Linked DNA regions of Homo sapiens: region 1 is linked to region 2. A link is an interaction called in ENCODE POLR2A ChIA-PET data of the cell type or tissue named here. Cell type or tissue: MCF 10A. All regions are shown on one strand. Links, peaks and the distances in the headings refer to the core of each region. The heading gives the core; the rest is flanking DNA. Region 1 has its middle 7.9 kb from the start of DEFB129. Region 2 has its middle 6.0 kb from the start of RBCK1.

The links. Peaks named below come from ENCODE experiments on the same cell type or tissue, not always from the same donor. Only the 100,000 strongest peaks of a DNase experiment are listed, where the experiment ranks them.
Region 1: POLR2A ChIA-PET joins it to region 2 with 5 read pairs; 3 of 35 experiments call an interaction of 5 or more read pairs at or near these places.

What each region holds. Positions count from the first base shown.
Region 1 is chr20:233,695-236,616 of GRCh38, forward strand. No RefSeq gene overlaps it. Among named protein-coding and RNA genes, the nearest start is that of DEFB129, 7.9 kb to the left of the region's middle. In MCF 10A, for the core only: a CTCF peak has its summit at 2,385 (motif pointing right); no DNase peak of the experiment used is centred there.
Region 2 is chr20:400,854-403,775 of GRCh38, forward strand. No RefSeq gene overlaps it. Among named protein-coding and RNA genes, the nearest start is that of RBCK1, 6.0 kb to the right of the region's middle. RefSeq lists a cis regulatory region at 1,164-1,440. In MCF 10A, for the core only: no CTCF peak of the experiment used is centred there; a DNase peak (open chromatin) is centred at 1,188.

The sequences.
Region 1 (2,922 bases), core at 277-2,776, 170 kb before region 2:
GAATTGCTTGAACCTGGGAGGCGAAGGTTGCAGTGAGTCGAGATTGTGCCACTGCACTCCAGCCTGGGTGACAAAAGCAAAACTCCATCTCTAAATAAATAAATAAAAATAAAAAAGAGAGAGAGTGAGATTAGGACTCACCCTGGCCATCCCAGGTCCTGCCACTCCAGGTCCTGCCACTCAGGGACTGTGTGACTCTATATTTTTTTTAACTTCTCAGGCCAATATTAGAACCCAATCTGATCAAATTAGAAACCTATGAACATTCCACTTACTAGCAGTGCATTCATGGAGCACTTCACAGGGAGTCACCAAAGTATCAATCAATCAATAAACTACTACCCTACCCTGAACTATTAGGTTGGTGCAAAGTAATTGCAGTTTTTGCATTGTTGGAATTTGCTGTTTGATATTAGAATGCGTTCTTAAATAAATGTGGTTATGTTACACTTTTTTTTTTTTTTTTTTTGAGATGGAGTTTCGCTCTTGTTGCCCAGGCTGGAGTGCAATGGTGTGATCTTGGCTCACCGTAACCTCCTCCTCCCGGGTTCAAGCTATTCTCCTGCCTCAGCCTCCCTAGAAGCTGGGATTACAGGCCTGTGCCACCATGACTGACTAATTTTGTATTTTTAGTAGAGACGGGGTTTCTCCATGTTGATCAGGCTGGTCTCTAACTCCTGACCTCAGGTGATGCACCCGCCTCAGCCTCCCAAAGTGCTGGGATTACAGGCATGAGTCACTGCTCCCGGCCTATACATCATTTTAATAGGCATTTCTCACTTTATGTTTTTTGATAATGACTTATTACTTGCTGTTGATTTTATGTTTATTTTAGACTATGGAAATGATGTCAGACAAAAAGAAAATTCAAGCGATTTTCTTATTCAAGTTCAAAATGGGTCGTAAAGCAGCAGAGACAACTTGCAACATCGACTGCGCATCTGGTCCAGGAACTGCTAACGAACGTACAGTGCAGTCGTGGTTCAAAAAGTTTTGCAAAGGAGAGGAGAACCTCGAAGATGAGGAATGTAGTGGCCGGCCGTTGGAAGTTGACAACCACCAATTGAGAGCAATCATTGAAGCTGATCCTCTTACAACTATACAAGAAGTTGCTGAAGAACTCAACCTTGACCATTCTATGGTCGTTTGGCATTTGAAGCAAATTGGAAAGATGAAAAAGCTCGATAAGTGGGTGCCTCATGAGCTGAGCAAAAATCAAATCATCATTTTGAAGTGTCGTCATCTCTTATTCTACGCAACAATGAACCATTTCTCAATTGGATTGGGACATGGCAATGAAAAGTGTATTGTATGTGACAACCTGCTACAAGCAGCTCAGTGGTTGGACCAGGAAGCTGCAAAGCACTTCTCAAAGCCAAATTTGCACCAAAAAAAAAGGTCATGGTCACTGTTTGGCACTGTGATCCACTACAGCTTTCTGAATCCCAGCGAAACCATTACCTCTGATAAGCATGCTCAGAAAATGAGATGGAAATGAGATGCACCGAAAACTGCAATGCCTGCAGCCGGCACTGGTCAACAGAAAGGGCCCAGTTCTTTACGACAAGGCCTGACCTCATGTTGCACAACCGACACTTCAAAAGTTGAATGAATTGGGCTACGAAGTTTTGCCTCATCTGCCATATTCACCTGACCTCTCGCCGATCGACTACCACTTCTTCCAACTTTTTGCAGGGAAAATGTTTCCACAATCAGCAGGATGCCGAAAATGCTTCCAAGGGTTTGTTGAATCCCAAAGCACAGATTTTTACACTACAGGAATAAACAAATTTATTCCTCATTGGCAAAAATGTGTTGATTGTAATGGTTCCTAATTTGAGTAATCAAGATGTGTTTGAGCCTAGTTATAGTGATTTAAAATTCACGGTCTGAAATCGCAATTACTTTTGCACCAACCTAATATGTATGCAGGTGAATTCTGTCTGTCTTTGCTAAGCAGTGAGGTGATCCCGTGCTTAATGATGTTACTGCAAGCATGACAGCGGATAGAAGCGGGGAGGGCCAGTGATGAAGATAACTATTAGAGAGGGCATCCCAGTTGATTAGAAGCCCATCCCTAACTAACTACATCACTTCTAAAGGCCTGATTTCCAGTCCAGAACTACTTTGAAAATGTTGTTTATGAACTCAAATTGTTAGTTGTAAAAATTATGAAATGAAAGACTATTATGAGCATATATAAAATAAATTAGCCAGTAAATAACCTAAGATGATGAAGAAAAGAGCACTAAATAAAACCATAAATAAAAAGTTGGGAGCTTGGTAATGTCCAGAAAAAAATATATATTTACTGTAACAAAGCAAAGGCCTTTTGTTAGTACATGAGACTCAGAATGCCTTAAGGAATGTGCTGGGCTCTAGAGGGCAGGGCAGGCACACAGCAGCTGGCACTGTTTGTCCAGACTCCTGCCTGGACAAGTTGAATTAGAAAAATCCAAGCAAGAAACAGTGTCACTACTGGCTTCCCTGCTCTCTACTCATCTGCTCAGAGAGCTGCATGCTAGTTTGGCCTGTCCTGCACCCGTAGAGGACAATAGGTTATCTACATCCTTCACCACTAAGTGAGCCAATGGGCTGAACTGTGTTCCCCTCAAAATTCATATGCTAAAGCCATAACCCACAATGTCACTGTATTTGGAGGTAAAGCCTTTAAAGAGGTAATTAAGGTTAAAAGAGGTCATATGAGCAGGATCCTATCCAACATAATTGGTATCTTTGCGAGAAGAGGAAAAGATACCAAGGATATGCATACACAAAGAAAAGGTCATGTTAGGGCACAGCAAGAGGTCAGCCATCTGCAAGCCAAGGAAGGAGGTCTCAGGAGAAACCAAACCTGCCAGCACCTTGATCTTGGACTTCTCGTCTTCAGGACTGAGAGAAAATGAGTATCTGCTGTTTAAG
Region 2 (2,922 bases), core at 145-2,644:
CCAGTAACAAGGCCATGTCAGTCTGCTGCATTATAAACCCCAAACAGTAGTTTATGATCCTCTGGGCTGGCAATTTGGGCTGAATTCAGCTGGGTCACTCCTGCAGCTGCAGGCAGCAAGCAGCTCGAATGTCTACCTTGCCAGGAAGGCTCTTCTCTGCTCCACATGGCCTCGTCCTCCAATAGGCATAGCCTACTCCTTCCTATGGTGGTCTCAGGGTTTCAGAAAGCAACAAGAGAGGACAAATTCCAGTGTTCAAGCTGCACTAGTGTCAAAGCATATCAAATAGCATGTCAAATTCCACATCAAATTCAGGATGCAGGCAAATTGATTCTTTCTCTTGATGGGAAGAGCTGAAAATAATGTGTGGTCTTGTTTTTCAATGTACAGTGGTCCCATTTATCCAGGGGGGATACATTCCAAGACCCCCAGTGGATGCCTGAAACCACAGATAGTACAGAATTCTGTATATACCATGTTTTTTACTATACATACATACCTACGATAAGGTTTAATTTGTAAATTAAACTCTTACAAATTAAGAGTTAACAACAGCTGGGCACAGTGGCTCACGCCTGTAATCCCAGCACTTTGGGAGGCCGAGGTGGGCGGATCACGAGGTCAAGAGATCGAGACCATCATGACCAACATGGTGAAACTCCGTCTCTACTAAAAATACAAAAATTATCTGGGTGTAGTGGCGCATGCCTGTAATCCCAGCTACTTGGGAGGCTGAGGCAGGAGAATCATTTGAACCCGGGAGGCGGAGGTTGCAGTGAGCTGAGATCGCGCCACTGCACTCCAGCCTGGTGACAGAGCGAGACTCCACCTCAAAAAAAAAAAAAAAACAAAAAAAACAAACAGTTAACAATAAATAGAACAGTTATAACAGTATGTTGTAATAAAAGTTATGCGAATGTGGTCTCTCCCTCAAAATGTCCTATTGTACTGTACTCACCCTTCTTGTGATGATGGGAGATAATAAAATGCCTACATGATGAGATGAAGGTAAATGAATGACATGGGCATTGTGATCTAGCGTTAGACTACTACTCACCTGATGATACGTCAGAAGGAGAATCATCTCCTTTGGGTGATCCAGGATCATGAAGCCGTGACAATGTCCATGATTGGATGTCAGGAGCAGATGATGTTAATGATTAACCGTGGGTAATGTCTACAATATGGATACAGTGCAAAAGGGATGATTCACATCCTACGTGGAATAGTGCAGGATTGCATGAGATTTCATCATGTGGTTGGCTGCAGGTAACTGACATTGCAGAAAGCAAAACCACAGATCATGGGGGTGGGGGTGGGGAACTACTGTACAACATGAGATATATTTGATCAAATAAGATGAGGTGCACCTAAAACTTTCCCTACAGGTTGTATGCCCCTGAGTAAATTGCTTGGTGTCTCTGGATCTCCAGCTGTTCCCCTTCTCTCTGCATGGCTAAGCCCTGTCCGTCACTTGGGGCTGGACCTAGAGCCCTGCCTGGCCACTAAGCCCTCAGAACAGGGTTTCTTTTTTAAAAAAGACAGGGTCGGGAGGTGGAGGTTGCAATGAGCCAAGGTCGCACCATTGCACTCCAGCCTGGGTGACAAGAGTGAAACTCCATCTCAAAAAAAAAAAAAAAAAAAAAAAAAAAAAAAAAAAAAGACAGGGTCTCACTCTGTCACCCAGGCTGGAGTACAGTGGTGTGATCATGGCTCGCTGCAGCCTTGAACACCTGGGCTCAAGCTGTCCCCCAACCTCAGCTTCCTGAGTAGCTGGGAGTGCCACCACGCCTAGCTAGTTTTTTAAAAAATTGTTTTGTAGAGACAGGGGCCTCACTATTTTGCCCAGGCTGGTCTTGAATGCCTGGCCTCAAATGATCCTCCTGCCTTGGCCTCCCAAAGCACTGGGGTTACAGGTATGACCACTACCCACAACCAGAACATTTCTCAAATGTGATTGGTTGATCTCCTGCATCCATCCCTGGGGTGCTTGTTTAAAATGCAGAGCCCTGGATCCTCCCCCAACCTAGAGAGTCAGAACATCTGGGCTTCTGCATCTTAACAAGCTCCCTGGGTGATGCTGCTGGGCCTCCAAGTTGGAGAACCTCTGTATTTGAAGAAATCCGGACTCCTTGGGGACTCAAATCTTATTTCAGCTCTTCTCTGGACTAGTTTGACTTTAGCCTTGGTGTAAAATGGGTATACATTTTACACGCCTGTGACGCCAGGATGCGCTCACAGGGGAGGGAGGGCTTTATCAGAGGTCAGAATCTAAGCCACCACTACAGTTGTACTAGATCCAAGGAGAAAGACTCCCAGGCCTCATTTCCTCATCGTTCTCTCTTCTCTTACCTGGCTTTATGGTTCTTCATAGCACTGAGCACCACCAGGCAGTGTATTTTATGTTTTTTTTGAGCTTTATAATGCCAGGGACTATGTTTTGTTTATAACTGTTCACCCAGTTCCTAGAACAGTGCCTGGTACACAGGAGTGCTCAATAAATGTTTGTGGAATGACTGAATAAAAGTTGTTCCTGTACAGATTCCACCTGCCTAGAGCAAAGCCAGGACACTGATTGGGATGAACACATAGCACATGCCAGACATGGCTTTGAGTGCTTTACCTGGATCATCTCACTTTATATGTGACAGCCAAATGGTCCCCAGTGACCTTCACCAGCTGCTATTCACGCCTTTGTACAGTTTCCTCCCATCCTAAGCTGGGCTGACCAGTGTAATGAATACAATATTGTGAAATGAGAAAGTATGACTTTTAAGATTAGGTCATAAAATATGTTATGGCTTCTGCCTTGCTCTTCTGGATCATCTGCTCTGGGGACAGCCAGCTGCCATGTTGCGAGGACACTCAATTACCCCTGTGGAAACTTACATGTGGTGAGGATCGTAGGCATTCTGCAAATAA